2 separate regions of the Mus musculus genome follow, and region 1 is linked to region 2. A link is a loop called in an ENCODE intact Hi-C map of the cell type or tissue named here. Cell type or tissue: heart. All regions are shown on one strand. Each heading gives the region's core, and the rest is flanking DNA. Links, peaks and the distances in the headings are about the cores only. Region 1 overlaps Ccser1 (coiled-coil serine rich 1). Region 2 holds the start of Ccser1 (coiled-coil serine rich 1).

Evidence for each region. Peaks named below come from ENCODE experiments on the same cell type or tissue, not always from the same donor. Only the 100,000 strongest peaks of a DNase experiment are listed, where the experiment ranks them.
Region 1: a loop joins it to region 2, with 3 times the contacts of the local background. A loop is called at or near these places in 10 of 42 quality-filtered maps.

What each region holds. Positions count from the first base shown.
Region 1 is chr6:61,298,380-61,306,722 of GRCm38, forward strand. The region is part of intron 1 of Ccser1 (coiled-coil serine rich 1); the gene reads left to right. Among named protein-coding and RNA genes, the nearest start is that of A730020E08Rik, 120 kb to the left of the region's middle. In heart, for the core only: a CTCF peak has its summit at 3,443 (motif pointing left); no DNase peak of the experiment used is centred there.
Region 2 is chr6:61,176,387-61,184,729 of GRCm38, forward strand. It overlaps Ccser1 (coiled-coil serine rich 1), which reads left to right and starts at 3,939. Exons shown (of 11, transcript NM_183310.2): 1 at 3,939-4,267. A730020E08Rik (RIKEN cDNA A730020E08 gene) reads right to left here and starts at 4,424. Exons shown (of 3, transcript NR_040287.1): 1 at 4,321-4,424; 2 at 3,598-3,675; 3 at 1-696. In heart, for the core only: no CTCF peak of the experiment used is centred there; a DNase peak (open chromatin) is centred at 3,905; H3K4me3 peaks cover 1,942 bases; H3K27ac peaks cover 1,171 bases; H3K27me3 peaks cover 684 bases.

The DNA of each region.
Region 1 (8,343 bases), core at 118-8,117, 120 kb after region 2:
ATAACATTTAAAGATATATTTGATTTCTTATGCAAAGTGAAATTTTATAAGTTTAATTAACGTTAATGGGATTTTAATATAGATATATTTGTAAACATACACTTTTTGCATCTTACTTTTAATAAGGGTTCAACTTCTCCTCTAGTCCAGCAGAGGTGGTGGAAGAGAAAAGATTAGGATGTGGGGGAAGTGGATTTGCTCAGCAATAGTTCTTTAGGGTGAGCTTAATCTTCTTGGATAGCAGCAGTTCAGGCACCCACTATGACTCAGGAGCTGCAGAGCAGTCCTCTGCAGGCAGACACCAGGTCTGAACCAGCCTTTCAGCATAGTTTAGTGCTTTCAGCAAGAAGACACCGGGCAGCGGTAGTACAATCCTAAAGAAACCACCAAGCTTACCAACTGGCCCGGCATGAGGCTGTGGAAACAGCAAGACACAAACAGAAGAGAAAGGTATCTTTGATCTTCTGCCGCAAACAGAATGCCTGCTTTTCAATCAATGCTTACTAAATGGAATCAATTACTCAACAAAGCATGATCAAACCATGTACCGTTTTCTTTTTCTTCTCAGAACTATCCTTGAATTATATATTGTCAAGACTACGCTATAACTTACATTTAGTTTCATTCTTATTACTTTGGTCATTCAGGTAATAAATTTATTGAGTGGAAGAAAAAAAAGACTAAATTTCCTTTTAATTTTCTGTATGTTTGGAACAGATCCTCACTCACTAAAACCTTGTAATATTTCCAAACATTCTATTTCATACAAATATTTTTGGAGACACCCAGGGTCTCCCTTTATGACTTGATTTCTTGACCGCTACAGAGAAGTCTTCTGTAGCATGGGAGAGATGTACTTCTGGTCGTTGCAGCAACATGTGCTGCTGTTGTAATTACTAGATGGTACTCCAGTGGCATGGACGACTGGCTTGATTTTACAACAGCTTCATTGATTACCAAGAAGACATTTATACGTTGACATTTGTTCCAGCATATAAGAGAGCCAATACTGCTATTGGGCTGAAATCCAAAACGCCACTTAGGGTTCTTCCATTAATAAAAATTCTGAAAACTGGGTCAGCCAAAGCAGACACTCAGTGTTTTCAGTGTTATTATTTAGAAGTACAGCGTATTAGCTACTTTTTTGATAGTTGTGTAAAATTTCTACCTTTATTAAGTAAATGACTGGATGTTGGAGTTTTGGTATTTCTTTTTGTGAAATGAAATCTACTTAATGCTCTTATGGAAAGTTTATAAAACCTGAGAAATTGTGGAGAAGCTACTTGGTTTAAGCACCCTATCTCAGTACTGAAGACACAAAGTGCCGCAAACCACTTTCCACTGGTTGCCACTGACCCTGCCACATAGGAGACTGAAGAACACAGATGGCGCAGTGAGGATGCAGTGGTGTGTTTCCCAATTAATACAGCGCTGTAATGAGTAACCTTTTAATTCATATTTTTCTTGAGTTGCCATGCCATGCTGATGTTAGCAGCACTTCTTTACCAGCTAGAGCAACAACAAACCAACAGCAACAAAATAACAAAACAATCTAACAAAGTAACCCTGGGGATTTTTTTAGGCTCTTCTCTGTGATGGACTTCCAGTTTTCACCCCAACATTCTTGTTGCTGGTCTCCCCAAAATAAATCAAGCTCCTTATCCTGCCATGTGATTCTCTGAGCCAGACCCTGTTATCTTCTTTCAACAATAACAGCAATGGTTTGCCAGCAGCTTGGCTATTCCTCTAAGAAGAGGTAGACTCATTTAGCTCTCGAATGGCTTTTTTTGATGTCCTACAGCATTCTTCTTCTGTCACTTTCAGACTGCCTGGTCTGTGTTCGGTTTTTGGGCAGAGCATGCTTACCTAGAGATTCTGCACTTGTTTTTGCCTCTTCCAGAAGATTGCTTCCATTCTGCTCATGCCCACATCACCTTCACACTCAGCACCTTGGATCTCATCCCTCTGGTTGTACAAAGCACATCACTGTCATGGGCTGTGTTTCCTTTCTTGTTGGTCCTCCTCCATGACTGGAGCAGGTTGAATAGACTGAATATTACTTTCTTCCATTGCCTGTAAAAGAGTAGCCCCATTTTTAAAAAATCATTTGCCAATACATAAAGCTGTTTGTGTGTGCTGGGAAAATGTCACTCAGACATTTCTGTGTAACAAGTTGGATCCAAGCTTCCCCCTTGGATGCACAGGCAAGCTTCTGATTTTGCAGTTTACCAGGAGACAGCCTCTCTGCTGCTGCTGTCCCTCTGCCAACTCCTGCTGTTCTTACCTTTTTTTCTAAGACATGCCTTTGAGTGTTAGTAGTAACCACTTATAGAGCACCTTCTTATATGCATGAGACACGATGAAAGCAAGTTGTATTTGAGCTAGAAAGAAGCGGTATGGAGACACGTATGTGACATGTACGTGTGTATGAACAGGTACTTCCCAAAAGTTCTGTGCATGTGTTTTCATGACTCAGAGCCAACCACAGAGTTGTTCCTGCTGATTCTCTAATCATATGAAGATACACAATCCCAGAACAGTGCTTACCATGCACACTGTGAAACATGGGCTTTGGTGAAAGTGGATAATGATAAATTGAGATACATGTTGAAAGAGTCTGTAATTATTTTTAAATGAGCCTGACAGCACAGGCTTGCCATGTCAACCCATGACAGAGCGGAAGTGAACTCACATGGTAGCCACACAAAAGCAGTGTTCACAACCCCAACCACGGATGAGTGGGCTGAAGGTTAGGGATTTCATTTTTCCTTCCTCCGCAGTACCGCTCACTTCCACTTTGACTCCTCTAACATTTGTGTTTTCCCACGGCCACAGGGTGAGAGTCTCTGTTACATATCACATCATCTACTGCCTGCAGTGATGACTACACAAAAAACACACACCTCTGATTACACATGCTTAGCGTAGCCACCACCAACTTAATTAATGCCCTCCATCATATTTCATTATTAAAAATTCTTTTTCTTCGAGTAAGTTATATACCTCTAACTGTATTTTAGTTTTTTGAGACTAGGTCTCACTGTGTGTCCCAGTTTGTTCTTGAATGCACATCTGTTCTCCTGTCTTAGCCTTCCTAATTCTGGGATTACAGCATAGAAAGCACGGCCAGCATAAGTCCTACACTTGTTTCTAGATTAAAAGGTCTTTCTTTCTTAGCATTTTAGCTCTTCCTAAACTTTCTAGTTAAGAGTTAAAGATTTCTTTTATTTACAAAGGTTTTGTTTTATCAGACACCATTTGTATAAACAAAAATTACATTGAAAATAATATTTTAACATAATACTTTACCATTTAAATATATTAGGATATTTTTGATAATTAAATGCCCATTAAATTAGTTTTATTAGGTTTATTTGAATATTAGTTTTAAAAAGAACCATTCTTTTGTAAATCAAAAGACAGGCTTTTGTGCCCTCTGCTGATCACTATGTGCAACTGCAAGTGGTTTTTTTCTGAAGTAAACTTTAAAGCAAATGCAGTTATTTCATTGTTAAGTGAACAGCAGTTTTAGATATTGATGAGGCTCGTACACTTCGGATATATATTATTAGTTGGCATCTAGTTGGATTATCATCCATTAAAGGTTGAGTTAAAAATAACATTTTATTTTTAAATTGCTACAATTTATTGCTATTATTTCGTGGGTGTGGGAGATATGAGTATGTCTGGGGGCATATGTGTGCCCTGATGCACCCATGGAGGTCAAAGGTCCTGAGGCTTGAACTAGGTTGTCAAATCTGAATAGCAAGTGCCTTTACCAGCTGAAGCATCTCAACTTATCTCACAAAAGGAGAGCCAGAGAGCTACCTCTTCCCCCATACCTCATTGCTCCTACTTATGAGCAGCAGGTGACAAATAGCCGGCGACGGTCTGGTCATAGTAGTGATATGGAGGTTTTCGAACCTCAAAGCTGGCAGGAATCTTGGACTGAATCACTTTGTCCCTCTGATTACCGAGGAGTAAGTACAGTATGGCAGAAGATAAAGGAAATAGCTTTAATTAGGAAGTTAAATTGAACTGTAACCATCAGAGAACCTTCAACCTCACAGATTAACTTTAGACTGAAAATCACTAAAATATAAAAATTTCCAATTAAATATAGTTCAAAAGTAATGGATGGTTTAAAAATTCCTAACATGTTTTATTTTTTTAAAAAATATTTTACTTTGGAATATTAACATTTGAAAAGTATAACCCTCCAGGGATTTCTTGTGTTTTGCCTCAGTTCCCAGGCTTTTCCCACACCCATTCTCCTGCTCCTTGCAGAAACAACCACTGTTATCTGGTTTTGTGCCCCACACGTTTTTTTATTTATTTTGAATGATTTTTATTCATTTTACACGAACATGTGTATATTCTTCCATATTCTGACTCTTATTAGACTACATTATTCTGTATTACTAGACTCTCTTATTCTCTTACCTCTAACCTCAAATCAAATTTATGAGTGTATTTCCATTATTAAGATCTTATTACACATATCGCAGATGTCTCCATTGACAACAGCTGAAGTAATAGTCCATATTAGGCATAAACACAGCGAATGGTTAGAAGTGCATCTTCCCAGACATTCCCACATGTTTTTATGCATGTATGAATGTTCAATATATTTATTTGGCATAGTATTTCCTAAAACATACAGCTGACATAAATATATTTAGACTATCATTTAGGATCTTGATTATAAAACGCAATGGTCTGGAAAACTTTCCTATGTTACTTCATATTTTCAACTAGTCTGTGTAAGCTTTGTCTGTTACTTTCTACAATAAATCTCTTTTGCCGCTGGACATCAGCACTGTTTGAAGTTTCACTGTTGCGCGTACCCTGAATCTCGTGGCGCGCACCTTATGCCGACTTGTCCTGTTCTCCCATAATGCTGAGCTCTGGAGGGCTTTTTGTTTCACATTAAAAAAAAAAATCTCTAAATGGTGCTGTCAGTGTGACTTGCGACCTCCTTATTCCCCTCTTTTATTAAGCATAGATTCTTTTCTCATACAATATAATCTGAATACAGTTTTCCTTCCCTCTACTCCTCCCAGTTCCTCCCCAGTTCCTCTCCTACCTGGATCTGCTCCCTTTAAGTCTCTCATTAGAACGGAACAGGTGTCTCAGAGATAACAATAAAACATTACAAAATAAAATAGAGCAAGATAAAACAAAAACAATCATATTGAAATTGGACAAGAAAGTCATCCAGAAAAATAAAAGTCTCCCAAGAGAAGGCACAAGAGTCAGCACTTACTTGTTCTCACATTCAGGGGTCCCATAAAAGCAGTAAACTGAAGGCTATAGTGTGTCTGCAGAGGACCTGGTGCAGAACCATGCACAACCATGTTGCCGCTTCAGTCTGTGAGTTCATATCTTTGTTAGTTGTTTTAGAGCGGAGGTCCCCAACCTTCCTAATGCTGCAATCCTTTGACCCTTTGTTCCCCATGCTATGGTGAGCTCCAACCATAAAACTATTTGATTCTACTTCATAACTGTAATTTTGCTACTGTTATGGATCATAATGGAGCTATCTGTGTTTTCTGATGGTTTTAGGCAACCCTGTGAAAGGTCATTCAACCCCATAAAAGAGTAGGGCCCACAGCTTGAGAACACGTTTTAGAGGTTCTTGTTCTCCAGGTATCCTCTGTCCCCCCTCTGGCTCCTACAGTCCTTCTGCCTCCTCTCACAGGGTTCCCTGAGAAGGATTTAATGGCGACATCTCATTTAGGGCTGTGTATTCCAAGATCTAGCTCTCACCAGAGAAAAATTCTAAGGAAGAACTGCTACATCTTTCTGCTAGCTTATCTGATGCAGACCAAGCCCCAGCTTTTTATTTTATATATCAACCCAGTTATTTACTCCAGGTTTCCTTTTTTTTTTTTTATTATCCTATGAGTCAGCATCCCATGCCCGGCCCCTTAATTTTTAGAAAACAGCAAGTATACGATTTCTTTTAACATTAAAAATGAGTTCAGAGATCTACCTGTCTCTCTTAAGCACAGACGTTAAACTAGCTGGATGGAACTCAATCCTGAAATTACCAATTCTACCACACCTGGGCCTAACCTTGCTCTGTCCCAGGCTGACCTTGAAGCTGGAATCTGCCTGCCTTTGTATCTTTCTGACAAGATGGCTCATCAATGCAGCTGACTCTCTTCCTTTAGATTCATAAAGCTCCTTATATAATTTGTATGTATCCTTATTTTTGCATAGATGAGAAATTATATATATTTCTAACTCATACTTTTAGAGTTCTTTTTCATAGTCTTAAGGGCTGTCCTGAAGATCCCAGCTTTTACCATTTTCTGAGACATTAGCCACACCTTTGCCTCCTGGACTCATGCTATCTCAGATTATCATGAAGTCATTAACATTAACAAAGAAGACCTTCCTCACAGGAATGTGAAAATATGTACACTATTGTACAAACAAGTCTTATGCCCACAGCAGTCATCAACACTTGTGCAGGTCCACATTGGCTGGCCCTCTCCTAGGGACAGGAACCATGCCAATTTGTCCCCACCAAGGCCATGCCAGACCCTGCACAGGTACACTGAAAATACAATAGAAAGTCATGCCCAGTTTATGTATACAAAATGTATGTGGAATAAAGGATAGATTTTAACTTTATTCTTTATGTGCCATTCGTGACATTCCTTACATCTATACATCTATTTCAAAATGCAAAATCATAAACATTATTATACCCAAGCATTCAGATAAAGGATGGCCTGTTTCTATGAGAGATTAGTTAAATAATGTTTGCCATATTGCTCACGTCATGATTTATTCAGTGACAGTGGACAGTCAGACTAACCTCAGCCCCACTGGCACTTGAGTCTCTCAGCTTCCGACACACTTTCTATGGTGGCTGTGGTTAGGTAAGCAGATGTGAAGTCTAAAATAGCTATGAACTGGTTGTGTCCAGGTGAGGACTTGGGGAAATCCCAAGTTGAAGGAGAGTCACCCCTGCTCACAGCACCAACACGTTAGCTGTCACACACATTTAAATACCGTATAAGAACTATACATTGTTTAAACATGAATGTGCTCTTGTTTATGTCTTAACCTTGCATACACATACACGTACACGTACACACACACACGATTGTTGTTGGTTTCACAACTTACTAGTCTCTGTGAAAACTCATTTTGATCTGTGTCTTCTATTTTTATTGTCTTAGAAGACAACCAAGAGTTATGATCATGTATGGTGATGGTGTCAATCTTACTATTTCTAAATATGTATCTAAACATGTCCCAGTCATTCAGATAAGAATCTCCTCTGCTTCGCAGAGTCTACCAGAACTCTTGCTTTGAAGAGGTTTGTCCCTTTTTGTTGTAACTGTCTTATTATGTTACTTTTGATCTATTCTTTCTCTTTGACTATAGGATTATTCTATGAAAGTCCAATTGGGGCAGTCTGACTTTACTTATATACCTATTCCTGTGGGAAAACCGCATTAAGAAGCACTTGTGTCTTATGCAAGCAATAATATTTATATTTTTATTTTACTTCAGAGTAAGATAATATGTTCACAGTGGCTAATTACATATGAATTTAATACTTTATTAGTTAACTGCTTACTTTCCATGATATGATATCTGATCCTGTCATGCCTGGATGCATAATCTTGCTCCTGTTCTGTGACTGAAGACCATTTGTAGTGGATCCCTTGGTGTCTTCCCTGATCCTACTGACAGAGTAGCCATTGTCTGTGCTGTAGGAATGATTATATGTTCAAAATACTTCCATGATTTCCCTTTTGCATGAGAGATTAAATAAAGCATCTTTAATGTGCATTCACAGGAAAGTGACATGATAGTTAGAGTACAAGTTGCTGAGTAAACAGCTTGTACTGCCTAGAGCAGATGTCTTTCCAGCCAAACCCTGGACACTCAGCCGGTACTGTAGACTCAGCATCATTAGACAGAGTTGCCGGGAAGCCTCCTCAAAGTATGTACCTTGAGATTGTTACATATGATTTATTTCTGCATGATTGAAAGTTGAAAGTTGTTACTTATAAACAATTTGTGTCTGTGAATTTTCTTTCCTGTGTTTTCCCAAGTAGAGTAGACTTTCTCTTGAGATTGGTCATTTTGTCTTTTTGTGGTCATTTTCTGAAAACTCTTCTGAGAAATAATAGGGCTGGGACAAGACTCAAATTTTGCTGCTTTCTTCACAAAATCTTCAAATAATAATTTGATATTGTTTTAAAATCCAAATAAGAAATACAACTTAGGAGATGTTTTTAATAAAATGTGAAAGTATTCTTTGTAGTAGGTCATTTTCAGAAGGACAAGTTATTTATGAGCCCAGATTTGGGTGAG
Region 2 (8,343 bases), core at 65-8,064:
CTGGTATAATGTGGCTTAGACTCTTATTAGTGTTGTTTGCTTATTATATATTCAAGTAGTACAAATATGTTCTCTTTTCAGTTTTATTCTTGCTATTGCTATATTTATACCTATACATATGTTTAGGTTACTTTCAAATTTTATCAAGATACTGTTCTTAGGGATAATTTAGATGATGCTTTTCAGTGTGTCAACAACTGTCTGTTTGAATGAAATATGTATTACTATGTAGGTGCTAGGACCATATACAATAGGAAACTCAAAGCCCAGTTTTTTGGAAATAGATAACATTAAAAGATTAACTCACTAATTTGGTAAATTAAAAAAAATATTGTGATCAGATAAACTAAATTAATCAAACATGGTAATTACCTCCCCCTCTCTCTTCCTGTCTCTCTTCCCTTTTCTCTGCCTTTTCACATATACACACACATTACTAAGCAAGAGTTATCACAAGTATGCTTAGGAAAAAAATAATTTTTCTTGTCTTCTGTGCCTTATTATCTGGATGATTATCACAATCAATGTGCTTCCACATCAAGACTACATATTTGGTGTTTTCTGGACCCAGAATTGCAGCTGAGTCAATCTTGATCCAATTTCTCATCCAGTCCTGCTCGGCATGAATTGCTTCTCTTCTCCTCAGTTACCCATTGGCAGCTTTCACGGGATAGCAGCCATCATAAAGAGCAACACCTAGGAAAGATTAAAGAAAGAGATGCAAAATTCTTTAAATTTTGGGGTGTGCATGTGTCTGTGTGCATGTGGAGGCCAGAGGTTAATACTAGGTGTCTCCCTCATTCACTTTTCACCATTTTTTTTTTTTGAGACAGGGTCCCTTACTGAACCACAGCTCAAAGATTTCCCTAGACAGGCTGACCAGCAAGCCCTAAGGTCCTTTTGTCTTTCCCTCTTCAGCAGCAGGATTACAGGTGTGCATTGCTGTCTGTTCCTGGCTTTTATGGGGATGATGGGGATGAAACTCAAACTCTTACGCCAGGTAGAGAGCATTTGGCTACTCACCCATGTCACCAGTTCTTTATCTACATAGTTTTGTAAATATAGAAAAGTTAATTCAGTTTCTAAATTATTTTATAGCTAGTAACTGGGTAGGAAAGAAAGAAAAAAAAACCTCTATTATCTTTTCTGAACCCCACTTCTAGGTTTTAGCGGTGCTACTTAGGAATGCCTAATTTGGCTCATTACTGGTGGGAATGCAGTGCACATAAGGAGCACATATGTAACTGGCAACCTAATTTTTCTGCTTTCATCAAAGGCTGCGATGCCAAATCTTCATTCAACGTGCCAGTTAGATACACTTGGGAACCTAACAGCAGCACGCACATAAGAGATGAAAAGGAACAAACTGGAAGGAGTCATTAACTTTCTGTTTTTCTATCACAACAAAAATTATCGCGTTGAACGCACTGCAACTGGGAAATTCCACTTGAAAGATGAAGCAATCTTAAAAGAGAATAATTCATTTACTAACTTCCTCAAGTGTCCATTAGAATTCATAAACGAGGCTTCTAGCATGGAGGGGTTTTTTGTTTTTTGTTTTTTTAAGAAAAATAAAAAATAATGAAAATGAATCCACTTTTCAGAAGTCTGTTTTCGGGCACATATTCCATTTGTTTTTTAGTCCAGTGCATATGAATTCAAATCTTTATTTGGGAAAATTTCATAAAATAAGGAAATGTTAGCTTTTGTGTCTTAATGAAAACAACAACTGACAGATTGCCATGGTTCTCACCAATTAGGAATGCAATTTGTGAGTGTGAAAACTGCTGTCAGTTGTGGTTACCAAAATGCCCTGGAATATCTCCTATAATTTTGAAGTATGTATTATAGAGTAATAATGACTACTGACCATAATGAAATAAACAGTACCAAGTCCACTAAATGGTCAGAACCTAGCCAGCATCATCAAGCACTGTCCTTCAAAAAATGAACAGAACTTTTAAAAATGTCTCTTTACAGCTTGTAACTCATGAGCTGAAAATGTTTAGAAATAACTTCTTTTCAAAATTGCCTTTTGCAGTAACCACAGATTTCTCCTACTGAAGACTGTGGTGCAAACTTTCGTAACTTTTCCATCCATGGCTTCGAGTATTTTCAGATTTTTTTTTTAAAAGTCCTTGCCCATTCCTAAAAGTGATCAGGTTGTAAGGCTCTCTTACACCGTGAAAGAAAAGAGACGTGGCATTGGAGAGGGTTTTAGGTCAGCCTATTAACAATTGTCTAAAGCTCTGAGGAAGGACAGGAAGCAGTGTGAACATCCTGGCTGTGTCCTTTCTTTATGCGTCTTGATATGTCCGAACAACTCTTAACAGACTCATTGCAGGAGCCATGGGAGAGTTGGGTATGGCAACATTTACTGGAGAAAGGTAAATTAAAAGGCTTGAGGCTGGGAAGATGGCTCAGTGGCTGGTGCTGGTTGCGCAAGGGTGAGGACCTGTACTGACCCTATACTGACCTGGGGACCTCCAGGACACTCCCCCTCCCCATGGGTGTGATAACACACATAACCCTGGGCCTTTCACCACAGAGAATCCCTTGAAACTTCTATGTGCTCTAGCCTGAGTACCTAGAACTGAAGGCATCAGGTTTCAACAAGGTGGGCAGAGAGTACGCACAGAGAGGTATGAAATGCACATATTTTCAGCCACACATATGAACACAGACATCAAAGAAACACAAATCCTCACACGTGCATGTTGACGAATGCTAAATATGCACTTGCCATAACCCACACAAGAAGAAAAATGCAGCATCAACTTTGCAAACACCTCCCCTTCTGAGTGTCTTGCTTTGTTATATAATAATAAATAATAATAATAAAACATATAGCAGAGATACTCTCACAGAAGAACATATAACAATCATAATCATATTCATTCAAAAGGTATACTTCTTGTACATCCGACCTCCACAGCCACTTCGCAGGAGTCAGACAGATTAACCAGAAGATGCATACAAATATGCACACGTACTTGGAGCGTAGGCTGTTAGACTTTCGCACGCATGCTGGCTGCTTCCAAACAAAGTAGTACACCAGGCATGAAGAACTTAAACTTTGAGAAAGAAGCTTCTAAAATGTGCCAGTAAGAACTCTAATGTATGACCTTAGGAACATATTATGTACCTCGAAATGGTCCTATATTCTAGCAGAATGGGTTAAATGTTTCTGCGAGAGTTAAATGGTTTCCATGTGTTGTATTGTCTGCTAAAGGCATAAATAGAAGGAATGGGGATGAAGAAGAGGACGAATGGGAAATTGTTCAGGTCCCAGTACAACCTTAAAGGAAATGATGCAGTGCAAGGGGAGACAGGATCACAGGAAAATGAATTAGGTAAACAACTGCACCAAGCATCAGAAATATTTCCATCTCTGAAGAGATACATTTTCTTCAAGAGGTCACCAGTCTAATGGTGTCAAGCTGGTTCCGGACTCTGGGTTGCTACTGAGGACCGCAAGAGTAGGCAGAGGAGTCCACTCCCAGCCAATCCCAAGGTTTCCATTCTTACAATCACTGCCACAAACGGTTACTGGGAGGCGTGACCTGTTTAAAGGGAAGGAGGCCGGGTCCTTGTTACCTTGTTAGCTACAGAGTTGTCAAGACGATCGTGGGGCGGATGACACGGAAAGACCCAGACAGAATACTGCAATAACTCCTATCTCCAGGAAGGGAAAGACAATATCTCTGTCACAGAGAGCCCAGGCGCAGCGCTGTCCCATTCTTCAGCGTCCCACCGCGCGTGCCCCTTACTGCCCTGGCGACTCGCAGGGCGCGGGGATCTGGCGCTCGGCGGGCTCCGCTCCCTCCCCCGATTCGGCCGCGGGTGTGCGCGTGTCGCCGCGCCAGGCTGCGTGCGCGGAAGCCAGCGACGCGGTTGGCCGACGCCGCCCTCGGGCTGCCCCCGCCCGGCCCGACACTGTCACCCGCTCCGAGGCCGCGGCGCCGCCTCCTGCCGCCGGGAGCGCGGCCTGCCCGGGAGGCGCTCGCTGCAGCCGCCCCGCGGCCCCGCTGCGCACACCGCCGCCCACCCGCGGCCGCCGCGCGCCCCGCCCGCTCCCATCCTCGCTCAGAATGACTGACTGCGAAGCTCTGGCGGAGCAGCCGCGGTGGCGCAGGCGGGAGCGGCAGGAGGAGTGCTGAAGACAGCGGCCGAGCCGGAGTGGACGCCGCGTCGGGACCAGCCCGCAGCTCCAAGGTAGCGACGCGGTGCAGAGGACTCGCGTGGGGCCTGGACTGAGCGCGACCAGGTGACTCTCCCCGGCTCGGCCGTCGGCCCAGCGGGGGGTTGGGGGGGACTCGCCTGGCGGGCGTGGGCACTGCGCGGCGTGGCCCGCTCCTGCAATCCGGGGGTCTCGGTCGCAGAGTTGGCGCGAGCTCCGGTTGCGGAGCGGGGGCGGGGGCGGTGCGGTGGGGCAGGCGGGAGCTCCACGCCGACCGCCCCTGCCTCCGGAGCCCGCCACGTAGAGTGGACGGATTGCTTTGTGGCGCACCCCGGGATCGCGGGATGCGGGCGTGGGGTGCTCCTGCGTGTGTTCTCGCGCCGGGTCACCCGGCCGGAAAGTGAACCCCGCGCTGACAGCAGGTGGCTGTCAGGCCCCTCACCTTTGGGCTTGAATCTTAGGGACTCGCGCACACGGTGCCAGCGCCTAGGGAGCGTGCGCGAAGGGGCGACCGAGGGATTTGTGAATGGTGCTTCTGAGAGGAGGCTGTGCCTTGCTGATGCAAAGGGGCTAGTATCCCGAGTGAGAAGAAAGGCTATTTATGGCAGAGTTGTGGGGTTCCCTTCTGTGTACGCTGAGCCCCTCCTGCTTGGAACTGGAAGCAATTCTGCAATTCTGCTTTTTTTTTCCCCCCTTCTGGAACCTGCTCTGTAAAACGAAAGAAGGAAGTCTGAAGTAGACTCCGGTGTGTACAGGTAGAAGTGCTTCTTGGAGGTCATGAACCCCTGCTCTGCCATTTCTGAGAGTCCTAGCTGTCTGTTCCTGCTACCTCTTCAGGTCCCCACTAAGACCACAGGACAGAAAACCTGCTTGCTTTCAGCAGCTTTCACTGGTCAAACCATTGCAGTTGAGCACTTTTCTTCTGAAATGAAACACACACCCTCCATTCTTCCCTTCCCATGAGGGCTGTTCAAAGAATGTTCACCTATTTTACACGAAGAGATGTTATTCAAAGCCCCTGGGAGAATGTTGCTATGTGAGTTTATGTCGACACCGACTCTTTAAATCTAGTTACTGGGGACAACCTAGAGTACTCTTCATCTAGGCTATAGAATAATTAGTTTGTTTTGGTTTCCCTTTGTGCTTTCTTTAAACAAGTGCCAATTACAGGGTCATAATTTGAAGCTTAGATGTAAGTTGGGTCAGTGTCTACCAGAGTACCTTAGCAAATTTATTATGTCCTTTGAAGAAGCAAACTGTGTTTCTATATAACTGCTGACTGGACTGTGACAGTGGAACATTGCTTCAATTAATTTTAAGCTGAATTCTCCTTGAGACTGCCATATATAATTTTTTTGTTTTAAAAATCAGACTGAAATTCCATATTACATATGACTGCACCTTTGGTAGTCTCTCTCTCTCTCTCTCTCTCTCTCTCTCTCTCTCACTCACTCACACACACACACACACACACACACACACACACAAAGCATCAACCTATTATTAGAGTGATTTGTCTTCACCTCATTTAATTAAAGAGACTGACCAGAACTGTTTTGATTTAAAAAAAAATGTATGTGTGGTAAGCCCCAGGTTAAAGAGCTTTCCCTACCAGTTCGTTCATTTGAATAGAGTTAAGAGTTTGATTACATATGCATATATGAACATATATAGATACATGTATATATTATCTATCTATCACCATCTATTGTCTATGAATTACTGCTAGTTCAATGTGCATTTGCAATGCTGGAGTGTCTTGTGGGACTCTGACCACACCACATAGATATAGTTCCATTACTGTGATACTGGAAGTCATATTTATGGAATATTCTTAATGTCATTGGAATTGGTTATTGTTTCTTATTTTAAAGTTTTTTCTAGTACTATGTTAGTTGACATTAAATTCCAGAAGTAGAAAATGAAACATTTATGACCTTACAGTAGTAATTTGCTTTTCTATCATACTTTATTGTTCATCATAATACTCATAGTAAAGGCCTGTCTTGAGTAGTGGGATGTCTAGACAGTTTTGAGACACACAGGGACTTCTTTCTATATACTCTACTCTTCAGGAACACATGGGCAGTTTGAAGGAATCTGAGGTGAATACTTAAAGACAGAGTTAACAGCCCATGATAGCATGGGATTACAGGTCTAGTGAGGAGTCCAGGGGCTCAGAGAGTGGCAGTAACATTTAGTACTATATTTTGTCTGAAAAACATCAGTAGGTAGGTGAGACTTTGTCTTTTATTAAAGGGCTCGTAAGATTAGTAGGTTGTGGATAACAAGACCTACAAGATCTAAGATGCAAATCTGGCGTAGAGAACAGTAACGATGACATGGAAGATAAGTTTGCTTTGCAATAGATTTAGATATCGTTAAATATTGGGCCAGTTGGGCCTGTTCTGATGTAAAACGTTTTATGACTTCTCTTCTTGGAGTTTGTGGTCAGTATTTCTGCACCTTGACTGGCTAAATCTGTATGTTTTATAATAAGTAGTTTATTTTTTAACTTCTACAATAGTGAAGTACTTGTAGGGAAATGGTGCTGGATGTTTACATGTCTCCACATCACATTAAGGCACAGCAGAAAGCCTGTGGCACACCACCTCTTTATGTTAGGGTGGTAACTAATTCCTTACTTTAACATCTTGGGTCTCTTCCCTAAAGAAGAGATAAGGTGTAGGACAACAGTGCTGATGAACATTGATAGAATGTATAACATTTTATTATCCTGTATATGCATATCCACTAAATAATTTATTTACTCATATTCATTTGGTAGATTTGTTGGATAGATTAGATTTTATCTCAAGTTCTTACATGTAGCGAAATGACACTTTGGCCACCTTTACATGGCTTGCCATGAATACAGTGCAATGATTTTCAGCCTGTGGGGAAGTTTTCAGAATAGTAGGAACACTTTCAAAGATCATTTGGCTATATCTTAGCAGGAAATTGTATTACTAACAGTAGCATGACCTATCAGTATTCTATACTTGTGTGTGTGTGTGTCTGTGTGTGTGCAGTAATTTTTATGGTACAAAATAAACCCTGACAGTCTTTTGCGAAGATACAGTCTATATGTAATGGCTGTATATGAAGTGAGTGAGAATTTTTATAGAAACAATGAATGTTAAAAATGCATTTTTTCATTTTACAAGCATAAAAGTAGAGTTGACTTGAAGCCTGCCTGTTTAAGATGACAGCACAGAAGTATATTATAGTGACAGTAAAGAAATTATACAAACACGACATGTGACTTTCAATAACCAAATGGAATTACTTTCAGATTAGCTGAATTAAAAGATTTTCACATCTCTCTATGTTTTGACAGTGCATGGATATGCCCTCACCAAGGAAAAGCCTCTTAAATCAGACTTCATAATCATGCGTGAGTGGAGTGATATCCAGCCCAGCCAGGCATAGATCAGCCCGTCTCTCTGTCAGCTGATCTCTTTGCAGTGTGGTTTTGGATTGGATGTCACAGGTGTATCATTTTGATAATGTATCCTTGGCTACTATATGACTGACAGCTTCTGTGTGATTTCCCTACTGGGTACTGACAAAACCTACTAGCTTTATATAAATGACATGAGCCTTTATCAGCCATGTGATCTTTACTATGCAGGGTGTCAGTTAACAATAAATAATGAAATGTGGGCTGAGGGAAGAAGCAGGAGGAACAAGGAGAGGCCAAGTGAAAACATCCATGGGAGAAACATGCTTTATTTTGAAGATAAAGGTCAATATGAAGTCATAAAACCAGCCATCTGCAACTTCAGTAAACCACAAAATATTATTTTTTAAAAAACTGTTTGCCTGTGTAATACATTAAAAGGAAAAGTGATGTTGGTTATCTGTGTTTATAAACATCGTCCATATGATATTGAAAATGTTAAAAATATTTCTTCTTAGTGACTGGAAATGAAGCTGTTTGACCAAATTACTTAGAACTTTGAAAGTGGCTTCGGGACTTAATACTTATACACACTGCATCATAAATGCATGGTCTCAAAGCCCTACTCGTGCAGTGAAGGTAGATAAGATCTACACGCCTTCCTGAGTCATGTCCATGTGTTTACTTCCTGTATCTCCTTCAGTAGAACACTTGTCCTCGCTTGGTTCTCTCCTTTCCCCTCCCTTCTCTAATCCAGATA